Linked DNA regions of Homo sapiens: region 2 is linked to region 1. The links are chromatin contacts, found by Hi-C or POLR2A ChIA-PET in ENCODE. All regions are on one chromosome and are shown on one strand. Each heading gives the region's core, a stretch centred on a gene start or an enhancer-like site at or near the end of the contact. The rest is flanking DNA. Distances are from core to core; before and after follow the strand shown.

Region 1 (6,546 bases), core at 1,398-3,897:
ACATTTCTCAGTCATTAGTTAGTGGGGACAACTGAGAGAAGGTATTTGACTGGGTCCCAGGATCGCCCAGTCCCTTATCTTCTTCCTGCCATATCATGTTTGGGAAGCAGGTATTTCCAAAGGGTTATGCAAAGCTCATAGGGACATCTAGCTGATGTAAATGATGGAAATAGGTAAGTGTAAGTCAAGGAGACCAGTCACATTGTGCCTGCATATTTTACTCTTATGAATATTTTTTACTGCCTCCAAGAAATATGTTCTCTCTCATTTTCCTTGAAATTACAAGAGGCTTGCTTGCTATGTTATTCTTTTTACCATCTTTGACCTGAGTACAAAAAAAAAAAAAACAACAACCGGTTCTTAACAACAAAATGATGCAAGCTTGATAATAAGTAACAGCTTACATTTAATCTCGGTGTTAGAAAAATAGAGAGTGATAGTGATGGAGTTGAAATGAAGAGTTTGTGCCTTGTTTATAGAGAGAAGCTCCCTCTGACTGCCACACAGAGGCGCAGACATACAGTGTGGCCACATCTTTCTATTTTCAAGCTCAGGGTGGAAATCCAGATATTTATGTGAAATTTTCCAATTTATAAATGTTGCCCCAAACTGGGTAGGCCACATAAAACATGTTGGCAGGGTTTGAAAGCTGCCACATTTTTGATTTCTCCAAATATATAACTTAATTTCCCTCCATGATCTCACTGACCATTATCCTCTGCACTTAACTCTGTCACCTCTCCTATCTTGGGGCAAAGAGGGTGGGAACAGTGGATGGAGAGGCGCCTTTATCTCCCTCTAGTGGTGAAAATATGCCAAAACAACTAGCTGAATGTTCATTCATCCTGTTTATTGAAAACTCATCTATGCGAAACTCATCCTTTGTCTGATTAAAATTAGCAAAACAGACTCTGGCTGTTATGTGTGAGATGTGAACTGAAAGGAAATTTTACTACCAGTGCAGATTAGACTCTGGGGTAAAAGAAGCCAGAAAGAGGGAGCAGGGATATCAGCCCAAGTAGGAATTTAGAAGATTCAAGAGTTTCAGACCTCATCACCAGGAAAAGAGAAGAATCTAAAAACTTGTACTCTAACAGAAGGCAGGGCCATCAATACATACTGCAGCTGGAAGGCATACACTAAGTTTTATGGGCAAAGTTGAGTATAGTGTGAATGATCAACGTATCCACTAGCTAGAGCAGTGTCTAGTAAGTACTGCTAATTTGATCCCTGTTTTAAGTATTTAATAGTACCTTAGCTCTTATTAATTAATGGAGAGCATCTCATATTCTTTGTTTAGAAGCTCCACTTGGGGAAAATGTTTTCAGGGTGGAGAATGGAATACATTTTGCAAATAAACAGAATTTCAAATAGGTTAGTAATACAGAGCTAATAAATGATACTGAGAAAGATAAAAAATAGATATCATAATAGTTGTTGACAAAAGAGTCAAACTCTGAAAAATATTTGAAAAGATAAATTTTGAGCCAAATATGAGTGGGCAATGGTCAGTGACACAGCCCTGTCTCCTGAGAACATGTGCCCAAAGTAGTCAGGCTTCAGCTTAGTTTTATACATTTTAGGGAGACAAAAGACATCAATCAATACATGTAAGATGTACACTGGTTGGGTCAGGAAAGGTGGCACAACTCAAAGCGGGGGTGGGGAGCTTCAAGGTCATAGGTAGATTCAAACAATTTCTAATTGGCAATTGGTTGGAAGACTTAAGTTATTGTCTAAAGACCTGGAATCAACAGAAGGGAATGTCTGGGCTAAGATAAGGGGTTTTGGAGACCAAGGTTCTTATTATGCAGATGAAGTCTCCAAGTAACAGGCTTCAGAGAGATTAGATTGTAAATGTTTCTTATTAGACTTAAAAAGGTGCCAGACTCTTAGTCGATTCTCTCCTGGATCAGGAAAAAGACCTGGAAAGGGAAGGGGATTCTCTACAGAATGCAGATTTTCCCCACAAGCAATAGCTTTGCAGGGCTATTTCAAAATATGTCAAAGAAATATAATTTAGAGTAAAATACTTTGATATCTTTCAGGGCCTGCTGTCTGTCAGGTGATGCTATACTAGATCAGGCTGGAATTTGGTGACCTATTGCTACAAAAAGTCTTAAGATCTCTGTTTTAATGTTAATGCTGCTCAGTTGTGCCTGAATTCCAAAGGGAGGATGTCTGACCCCCCACTTCCTCTCACGGCCTGAACTAGTTTTCCAGGTTAACTGGAATGCTCTTGGCTGAGAGGAGGGGTCCATTCCGATGGTTGGGGGGCTTAGAATTTTATTTTCAGTTTACACAGCTTTGCTTCATTTGGATGCCCATGGTGTCTTAGAACACTGTCCCCAAGTATTATATGCCTGTAGCTCAAATGTCAACTTTCAAGGATGGTTCCCTCTCTTGTATACTCATTTCTTTGCCTTCTGCCCTCCTTGGTACACTCAGATAATTTAAAGAACTGAAATACAATTGCTTTTAAAAGCTCAATACTTCATTATACTTTTGTTTTGAAAACAGTTTTTGAGTTGAGAGTATGTCAGCAAAAGCAACCAAAAGAATGTGGATGTTGTTACAAGGTCAGCTTTTCAGCAGCCGTAGGCAGCCATTACTGGCATTCTGTCAAACAATCACCACTGGCAGCGGGGCCATTCATAGGCAATGAGTCAGCAGCTCTGACAGCACTAAATACGGTCACCGGTTAATGCGCAAGATAACAGGCTCACATGCTCCTTCAGAAAGGGCTGGTGAGAGGAAGTATTTTATTTTTCAAGTTTATTTAGAAGAAGATCAGAATAGGTTGTTAAAACCCAGATGTTAAATGAGTGTGTGTGTGTGTGTGTGTGTGTCTGTGTGTGTCTGTGTGTATGTGTACGTGTTAGAATCTAGAATGAAATATATATGGATTTCTTGTGTAAGGAAAAACATGTTCAAACTGAGAGCTGAAATATCAGAAGCTAGGCATTTCAAATGAGATACTGTTGTACAAAGAAGTGCCTGCCTTATACCTGGGCTGTACAGTCCAGTAGTCATTGGCTACATGTGGCTATTGAGCAGTTGAAATGCGGCTAGCCCAAATCAAGATGTGTTGGAAGTGTAAAATCTACACAGGATTTCAAGCATACAGTACAAAAAAGGAATAAAAGACCTCATTAATAACTTTTTATATTAGTTACATGTTGAAATGATAATAGTTTTGATATATTGGACTAAGTAAAATATATTTAGATTAATTTCACCTGTTTCTTTTTCCTTTTTTAATGTGGCTACTAGAAAATTTATAATTACATATGTGGCTTGCATCCTGTTTCTATTGGATAGTACTATTTTAAAGGAAGATATTTGCTATCATCTCCTTCCAGTCATAACACACACATGCGTGCACACACACACACACGTACAGTAAATGGATAGGAAGGCAGTAGGTGTTTTAAAAATGCAGGCTGCAAAATTCCACTTAAGGTGCTGATTTGAAAATCCCAGTTCTCTAAGCTAAAGAACAGTGCAACATACTCCATAGCACTGAAAGATATTCTACCCTGAATTGTCATTAGGCCTCAGCCGTGGTTACAGTGGAGAAAGAGTGTTAGCCATATTTATTTAATTCTGGCCATTTTATTAAGAAAGAAAGGGCACTGTCCAAGATGCTGAGAAATGACACTCTCATAAAAGAACAAAATGAGCACTGTAGAAATAAATTAGTGTTGTTCTCTGGACTTTTCTGTTCTGTTTTAGACTTGAATGCTCTTAACACTGCTTTGGTGGTGGTAATCAAGACAGTATTATAACATATTGGGCTTAAACTTTGACTTAATAAGGATTTTGATAAAGGCCACATTCAGTGGCTCAAGCCTGTAATCCCAGCACTTTGTAAACCAAGGGAGGTAGACTGTTTGAGATCAGGAGTTTGAGACCAGCTTGGGCAACATGACAAAACCCCATCTCTACAAAAATACAAAAAAATTAGCCAGATATGGTGGCACACTCCTGTTGTCTCAGCAACTCGGGAGGCTGAGGTATGAGAGTCACTTGAACCCGGGGGGCAGAGATTACAGTGAGCCAAGATCACGCCACTGCGCTCCAGCCTGGGTGATAGAGCCAGACCTTGTCTCAAAAGACAAACAAAGAAACAAAAGAATTTTTATAAAAGCAAAATTTGGATACTAATTTGGCTGTTTAAACAGCTACTGAAAGATTGTAATTTCTAGATTTGCCTGACTGTTTTTGTGCTTTGAGTCTGATTTGTCACTGCTAGTAAATTATCCCCCTAAATTCTGGCTAGTGTTGAGGGATTCCTAGTAGCCTTTCTCCTATATCCTGCTGCATACTCTCTCCTTTTTAGTTTCAGTGCTTGAATCAGTTTCATCAGTCAGCTTCTTTCATCTTTTTCTTAGCCAATATCTACTTAGAAGACTTTGGAGTTTTGGAGTCAAACAGATGCCAGTTTGAGACTCTGAAGTCAGCCAATTCTCCTGAAATTTCTCTTTCATCCATTTTAACTACTGACTTTAATTTTTATGAGCAAAGCTGGAAAGCAAGTAGCTGAGCAGAGGTTTCATTAATAGTGGCCAGGACTTCCTGAATGATTGTCCAAAGGTGTATTCTAGCAATACAAAGATGGCAGTGTGTGTGGCTCCTGAGCTAGTTGGAAGAAAGTGTGAAATTCTTCAGATTCTTTTTCATTCAGAGCTATGTGATGTCTCCCCTCCTTCCCAAATGCATAACCTAATTTCATCCCTCAAATTCAGAAACTGAAATTTGGATAGACTTCTATTGGAGAATGGCTCATGGTGTTCCCCTAAAATCTCTGTTTAGTAGTCTTCCTTGTCTAAATGGAGAGTGATGTATGAAAAATTTAGTGTATCCATTTAAAGTTATAAAAATATTTTAAAGAAAAATTAAATGGTTGGTATTCTAATGATTTTTAAGTATATTTTTGCTTTCTCATTAAAAAAGACATTGTGTTACAATATAAACATTTACATGATAAATAAAAATAGATTACTTTTACCACTCAAAGGAAATTGTTTCTTAACTCTTTCAGTTTGGACAATGAAAGCAAACTGACTGATTTATAACACATTTTGTTTTTTGACAAGTTTTTTTAAAAATTCAAATTCTTGACAAGTGTTGCTGAGCAATACCAAAAAAGTACCATATTTGGGAAATACACAAAAGCAAGAAAAGTTAAAGCAAGCTATGACAGGCTTTCAGTATTTTTAGAATGACAACCTTACATTATCTGATTCCAATGGACAGGAGAAATGGTAGGGGTTAAAAAGATGTTGATTAAGACTTTACAAATAGGACCAGGTGCAGTGGCTCATGCCTAGTCCTAGCACTTTGGGAGTCTGAGGTGGGTGGATTGTCTGAGCTCAGGATTTTGAGACCATCCTGGGCAACATGATGAAACCTTGTCTCTACTGAAAATATAAAAAATTAGCCATGCATAGTGGTGCACACCTGTAGTCCCAGGTACTCGGAAGGCTGAGGCATGAGAATTGCTTGAGCCTGGGAGGTGGAGGTTGCAGTGAGCCGAGATCATGCCACTGAACTGCATCCTGGGTGACAGAACAAGATGCTGTCTCAAAAAAACAAACAAACAAAAAAAGGCTATGCAAATATAAAAAGATTACGTAAAATAGACTATTGGACTATTAACATCATTTCACTAAATTTTTAGATAACGGCATTACTATGTTTTAAAAAAGCATTTCAACATCTAACAACTATAATTTTCTCTTCTCTTTGTTTCAGTTTTTATAATGAAGAAATTTTAAATAACGAATCCTGTATATTCTAAAAGTTTATGTGTTGTTAATAAAACTCTTTTGGAGAAACCTACAAAAGAAAAAACACACCATTGAAACTTGTGACATCTGTGAAATGTGGTTTAGGAAACCTGGCAGGGCTAGGAGAACTTCAATATGAAAGTAAAAAGCATTTGGGGACTGCTCCGTGACCTGGAAGTTCAGAAGGGAAGGGGTTAATGGTGACTGGCAGCTCATTTCAAGTCTTTTTAGCACCCTGTTCCCCTAAAGAGGAGAAGGAAAACGACACAATTGTCAGACATTTACCGTAAGAAGAACCCTTCTATTCTTCTAATTCCTAGCAAGACGTGCAGAAAATAAAATCCAAACTGTATAGCCAGTCTTCACTGACTTAACCAAGACGAATCACTTTCATGAGTGGCTTACTTCACCTCTTCTAGGATTGACATCTGTGCTTATGGTTTAGCAACACTAAAATTGGAAATAAAATTCATAACTGATACATGTCTAATTCAAGAGATAAAAGCAACTTATAACTATAACTTTATAAAAGGGTTCTATAAACTGCTAACATTTGATAATCATATAAACCATCCTGTAATGCAAACCACAGAATTACTATCAAGAACATAAAATATATTCACATAATTTGATTCATTCATCTGCAGCAAGAGAAGCAGTTGACAATAAAATATCACTCAGTGTGCACACGTGTGTGTAAACATGTGTTTATGTGTGTAAAGCCTCCCTTTTGTGCTCATTTAAAAGGGTAGAA
Region 2 (6,546 bases), core at 2,179-4,678, 110 kb before region 1:
TGAAGTTAAATATCCAATAATTGGGTACATTAAGAAAATGCTGGTCTACCAATGAGAAGAATGTAATTCTTGGCCAGGCACAGTGGCTCATGCCACCTGGCCTGGCCAACCTGGTGAAACCCTCTCTCTACTAAAAACACAAAATTAGCCGGGCGTGGTGGTGCACGCCTGTAATCCCAGCTACTTGGGAGGCTGAGGCAGAAGAATCACTTGAATCCAGGAGGCAGAGGTTGCAGTGAGCCAAGATCACATCATTGCACTCCAGCCTGGGCAAAAAGAGCAAAACTCCACTCAAAAAAAAAAAAAAAAGAATATAATTCTTCTTGGGAGTATGCATTTTTAAAAATTGGGGTTACAAGTTAGTGTTCCCTGTTATCAAATCGATTACAAATATTCATCTATAAAATCCATTAGTTCATTCTCTATAAAAAAGTAGGTTCTGGGCCTCATTTAGTTCATGGGTGACAGTGGCCTCTTGTTCAGAGTCCTTTTAGAATCCCGGGAACTGACTATTCTCAGCATACATTAGGAATTGAACAGAAGAAAATAAACATGAATGTCAGTGATAGGAACCAGTTGTCCACATGCAAAATCATAAACAAAGTAGGCAAGGGCTGTGGGGAAAGAACTATAGGGAATTAACCAACATTTATGAAATTTGGATTTAGATAATAGATAAAAAAGAAATCTCCTGAAAACATACACAGTCTGTGCTGTATGCAGACAGTATTCATTTTTTTTCTAGGTGATAGTTTTACAACAGCCGTTTTTGTTTTTTCCTCCTTTATGTAGTTTTAAAACTTAGTTTTGTTAGTATACGCAATAAATTTTAAATAAGGTATGGACCTAAAAGTAAACAATCTATTTTCACTTCAGATCCACTGATTTCTACGAAGTAAATACTATAATGAGTTTCTGCTATTGTTTGAATGTTTGTGCCCCACCAAATTCTCATGCTGAAACTTAATCCCTTAATGCGATGGTATTACCAGGTGGGGACTTTTAGCAGGTGATCAGGACTTGAGGGCAGAACTTTCATGGTGGGGATTAGTGCCCTTATAAAAGAGGCCCCAGGCCAGGCGTTGTGGCTCACACCTGTAATCCTAGCACTTTGGGAGGCCAAGGCGGGCAGATCACATGAGGTCAGGAGTTTGAGACCAGCCTGACCAACATGGTGAAACCCTGTCTGTACTAAAAATACAAAATTAGCTGGGCGTGGTGGTGCATGCCTGTAATTCCAGCTACTTGGGAGGCTAAGGCAGGAGAATTGCTTGAACCTGGGAGGCGGAGGTTGCAGTGAGCCGAGATTGCACCATTGCACTCCAGCCTGGGAAAAAAGAGTGAAACTCTGTCAAAAAAAAAAAAAAAGCCCCAGAGGGCTGCCTTGCTTCTTCCACCATGAGAGGACACAGTGAAAAGGGGCCACCTATGAACCAGAAGGCTGCCCTCCCTAGATACCAAATCTGGCAGTGCCTTGATTTTGGATTTTCTAGCCTCCAGAACTATGAGAAATAAATGTTGTTTATAAGCCACCCAGTTTATGGTATTTTTGTTAGAGCAGCCTGACACTTTCCAATAAAAAAATGCACTTACAAATATGCTACCTACATTTTGTTTCTTATTTCTTTTACTGTAGGGAAAAACTCCATTATAAGGTATCATAATTTATTGTGGGTTAGGTTTATTGCAGACTAAAATTACTTTCCTCTAATCAGCGAATATATTCAATGTTGACTAATGTTATGTCATGTAAACATTGCTGCTTCTGGTTGGCTAACTTTCTAGAAGGAAGGTTTCAACTTTGATTAAGATAAGCCAAGATCAATTATGTAAGCATTTTACAAATACCTCTGAATATCACAACTGTTGCATTTATTGTTAGAAAGGAAAACTTTGCAAAGACATATAGTACTTGCATTTAATGCCTCTGATGAAGGTAGAAACAATTTTTAAAACCTTAATTTAGCAAAGCATTCAAAATATGCTTGTTTTTTTTCCTTGGGCCTTAACTTTGTCTAATTTTGTAGAATGTAATATCTTTTCTCATCCTGAAATACAGGAATTTTATAAGGTACATTATAAAATAAATAAGACTTTCCTGATATCTCCTTCTCTAGGAAAGTCCTACCAGTGACCCTCACCCCCAACAACTCAGGGCACTGACTCCCTGAAGCTCTCACATACCATGTACATATTTCTATCATTATCTTTCTACATGGTTTTATAAATCTGCTTAAAAGCCCATATTCTCAGTTAGATTTTGAGCAACTTGAAGGAAGGTATTGCATGTCATTCATCATCACACTATCCTTGGTACCTAGCACAATGTCAAACACATAGCAGGAGCTCATTATACACTTAACTGAATTAAGAGGTCAATGAATGGACAGACTGAAGGGCCACTGGACAGGTATAAGCTTCTATTTTCACCCAGGGATGGATTAGCATCCTCACTTCTTCTCTACTGTTTTTCAAGAAATTCCAAGACAATTCTGGATGCAGGATAAGGATGTGGACCAGAAAAGAACAGAAAGAGGAAAAGGAAATGCCCAAGAATGAGAAAGTGCCTTTCTCAGAGAGCAGGAGGCATGGGATAAGGCCTGTGGACCACAGCTGCAGACAACACAGTGTGTCCACTTTAATGTTGAGTGGGGACAACACAGTGTGTCCACCTTAATGTTGAGTGCAGTGTTGCCAAGTCCCTGATTCCCTGAGCCCTTCCTTCCTTTCCTTTTCCTTTTCCTTTCTTTCTTTTCTTTGTTTTCCTTTTTTTGCTTTTTTTGGGGGGGCGTTCCTTCTTACCATTTTGTAGTCTTTTATTGGAAATCTCTAGCTCTCCTGAAAGGAGCCTAAGGAAGGCTCCGCTTGGCAAAGCTCTAAGGAGGACAGAGTGTCTACCACTTACCCTCTGCCTTCCCCTCCAATTCTGAGGCCATTGTAGTGGTAACACATGATAAGAACGTGGGACAATCATATCCCTTTTAATTGCTGAAAACACGGAGATTCTTCCTTTTATTTGTAATCTGGGTGATGTGTTTGAAGGGGAAGAGGAAACTTCTTCTGTGGGAACATTTTCCTTGGCCCCTATCGCAAGCAGTGGAAATGGCTTTTATTGACTCATTAGGACTACAAATACAGTAACAAATTCTTTCAACATCTGTAATGCTTTTCTCACTACTCATTTTAGATTGCTTTAGCTTCCTGTGAGGAGTCAAAACACATATATGATGTGTGACCAATGCTATGGTTTGAATGTTTGTCCCTTCTAAAACTCATGTTGAAACTTAACCCCCTGTGAGGCAGTGTTGAGAGGTGGGGCTTTTAAGAGGTGATTGGTCATGTGGGCTCTGCCCTCATGAATGGATTAATCCATGAGTAATCACAGGAGTGAGGTGGCCTTATAAGAAGGGGAAGACAGACCTGAGTTAGCATGCTCAGCCTCCTTACTATGTGTGCCCTGCACCATCTTGAGACTCTGCAGAGAGTCCCACTAGTAAGCAGACTCTCACCAGAGGCAGCCCCTTGACTTGGACTTCTGAACCACCATAACTGTAAGAAATAAATTCCTTTTCTTTATAAATTGCAAAGTTTCAAGTATTCTGTTATAAGCCACAGAAAATGAAAATAAGACAACCTACTTATATTTTTCTTCCATCCCCTCCTTCCCCAAACTTCAGCCCCATTTTTATCCACTGGGGCTGGGGAATAAGATGTAGAGGAGAAACTTGAGGAATAGATGCGTACTTTGCATCCTCACAGTCATGATTAGCTGTAAGCCTAGAAGCCTGGGGCTAAGGTGACCTGCCCAGGGCCCTAGGAAACATCTTCTAGAGACTCTGAGAGGGTAGACATGTGGAGATGCCGGTTTCTACCCTTACCATGAGTCTAATTACCATGCCAGTTATCATAGAACTATGTGTATGTATCAGGAGAACATTACGGTTTTCATTTTTAAAAATTCATCCAATATTAATTAAAAAATGAGACTTTTTTAATAAGTAAACTTTTTAAAAAGAAAAGAAAACGTTCTTACACATGAACTATGAATCAATATTTTTTTCCAAGAGAAAATGGATATGGTAATACAATGGAAGTGTTGACCCAGCAGAGAATAAGACTGCTCATTGTTACTAGTGATCTAGCTTATTGCTTACACTTTTAAATTTGAAAAAAAAACTGGAGCAAGTTCCTTTGTTTCTTTAAGTATTGTCTCTTTTCTTATTTTTGTCTCATGTAAACAAATGTGGTTAAAACTCTGACACAAAGAGCTAATTTTGTTCTTTCAGAAAAAAACTTAAATGTTTTCCAAAAGCTTTAAAATATTTTCCTGTGCTTGTAAAAGAAAATACAAATATAAGGGGGATTTAATGTTTGATATTTTATAAAGTTCTTGGAAACCATTTTTATTTTATTTTATTATTATTACACTTTAAGTTTTAGGGTACATGTGCACAATGTGCAGGTTTGTTACATATGTATACATGTGCCATGTTGGTGTGCTGCACCCATTAACTCGTCATTTACATTAGGTATATCTCCTAATGCTATCCCTCCCCCTTCCTCCCACACCACAACAGGCCCCGGAGTGTGATGTTCCCCTTCCTGTGTGTTCTCATTGTTCAGTTCCCACCTATGAGTGAGAACATGTGGTGTTTGGTTTTTTGTCCTTGCGATAGTTTGCTGAGAATGATGTTGGAAACCATTTTGATGGCACTGCATTTATGATACCAAGGTTAGAGAAAAGAAGAAAAACATCCATCCAGATTTAAACCATTCCAAGGTCAGAATTATATTGTATATGTATCCAGAGGTTCATCCTTTTAGTATGAACTAAACGGTTCATATGCTTTAGTATTTAAGCATTTTCAGATTTCAAGACTACTTAGGAGTCATCTCTACCATTTGTGCCTCATAATACCCCTTTTATTGTTGTGTAAACATATATAACAATATTAGCAATATTTGTAACAGAATCTAGTTTAATAAACTTAGTACCAAATGTAAACTATAGGATTCATGATGGTAATTAGTCCAAACAACTGGCATACTTACAATTGCATTTCTTCTGAACAAACCTAAGCTTGCATGCTGTTCTGTAGGTGGAGAGTCGGATGCGATCCAGATCTTGAGCCCCTAGTGCGGGGAAAAAGGACACATAAGGTATGCCATGTGTGCAGAAAGAAATTTACAATGTTTACAAATAAAACAACTGTAGATATGATCCTTACCCCTAATTTTATTTTTATTAGAATATAAATATAACTTTAAGACTTGAACAGGTCTGTCCTATTCAAGGACAAGTTCCTCAGGTTCTAGGGAAAAAGAGCACACACATGTAATCAACATTGGAGATTAGGTTGTAAACCATATTCTTGGATCAAGAAACACAATGTCATCCCTGTTGTGTCCACCACTTCTGAAAACAGTCTGCTCAAGCTGTGACCTACAGTGAAACAGCGAGATGATATAGATACTATCATCAAATAAGCATTTAAAGTGCATTGCTATTGGTCATTAGAATGTGGCTGTTAGGTGACCATGTACTGACTGCTGAGCATCTTCTCTGTGTGCCCTTAGGCCAATTGCTTTTAGAGCTTCAGTTTTCTCACTTGGAAGATGGGGATGATGATAATAATAGTACTTATTGCACAGGACTGTTGTAAGGATAAATGAGTGAATATACCTAAGGCACTTAAACACCGTCTGGCACACAGTAAATGCTGCATAAGTATTCATTTTTATTACTAACAACTTTCTTGTGATCCTTCCTGTCAATCTCAGAGGAAGACATGCCTTTCTAAAACAACCTTTCTTTTACTGTGGCTTCCAGTTCCTTCCTAACTTAGAGGGAACACATTCCCTATATTCTTAAACTACTTTCCTTATTTCACTCTCCCACTTAGGAGTCCAGCATGGCTCCTGATGCCCAGAACATCAGGTCTAAAAGCTCTGCTCAGAATCCAAGCTCGTCTGCAGTTTCTTTCCAGCTTACTTGCCTAACGACATTGCCCACCACTTTCTACCACAGAATCTCTCGTAGCCTTGGTCAGTCTCATCTCAATACCCTGCAGATGGGCTGCTTGTTACATCAAGACCTGAGCTCCTAGTATTCCTCCCACCCTCCTTTGAATGAGTTAATCTCTAGACTTTGTCTAGAACACATTAGACTATCAATAAATGTCTGCTTTTCTCCATTTCTACATATTTTCTTTTTCTAAGCCCATGTTTATGGTCCATAACAGATATAAAGGCATGTATTGAACTTTTATCTTTACCAGTCATATACTAATAAAATGTGCTATGTGAATCCTTTAGAGTAAAACAGAATAGAAAGTAAATGAACTATCCTGGAAGCGATTATATTAGACGGCCAATTAAGTGCTTTCCCAGTGAAACTCAGCATGAATTAGCAAGTGTCCCCCACTAGGGGATTTAGCATTTCTTCAACTCAAACCGATATCTTCAGATTCACTTGAAGTGTTGCCAATAGTCCTATTACTTTGTGGTTTTACAAAGCAGATCATTAAACGGTCACTCTTAATAAAG

What was found. A loop is a pair of places that touch in the nucleus more often than their neighbours do. ChIA-PET counts read pairs that join two places held with the same protein, here RNA polymerase II (POLR2A). Pooled maps may share reads with other maps.
Region 2: a map of ascending aorta shows a loop between it and region 1 (4-fold over the local background). The contact joins the promoter of DTNA-AS1 here to the enhancer-like site in region 1. A Hi-C loop is called at or near these places in 12 of 168 maps with a recorded cell type or tissue (Caco-2, IMR-90, adrenal gland and 9 more) and 8 of 50 pooled maps. POLR2A ChIA-PET finds 5 or more read pairs at or near these places in 2 of 52 experiments (Caco-2 and GM12878).

What each region holds. Positions count from the first base shown.
Region 1 is chr18:34,655,937-34,662,482 of GRCh38, reverse strand. It overlaps a transcript of DTNA not described here. Among named protein-coding and RNA genes, the nearest start is that of DTNA, 51 kb to the left of the region's middle. RefSeq lists enhancers at 2,083-2,586, 2,587-3,090. Within about 2 kb of position 2,647, at least 23 of the 41 ENCODE cell types and tissues checked have a DNase peak (open chromatin) inside an H3K27ac peak, as active enhancers do; they include adrenal gland, ascending aorta, endothelial cell of umbilical vein and 1 more, where a contact is called at or near this core.
Region 2 is chr18:34,764,548-34,771,093 of GRCh38, reverse strand. DTNA-AS1 (DTNA antisense RNA 1) reads left to right here and starts at 3,428. Exons shown (of 5, transcript NR_199046.1): 1 at 3,428-3,551; 2 at 5,100-5,160. It overlaps DTNA (dystrobrevin alpha), which reads right to left. Exons shown (of 23, transcript NM_001386795.1): 3 at 5,053-5,133.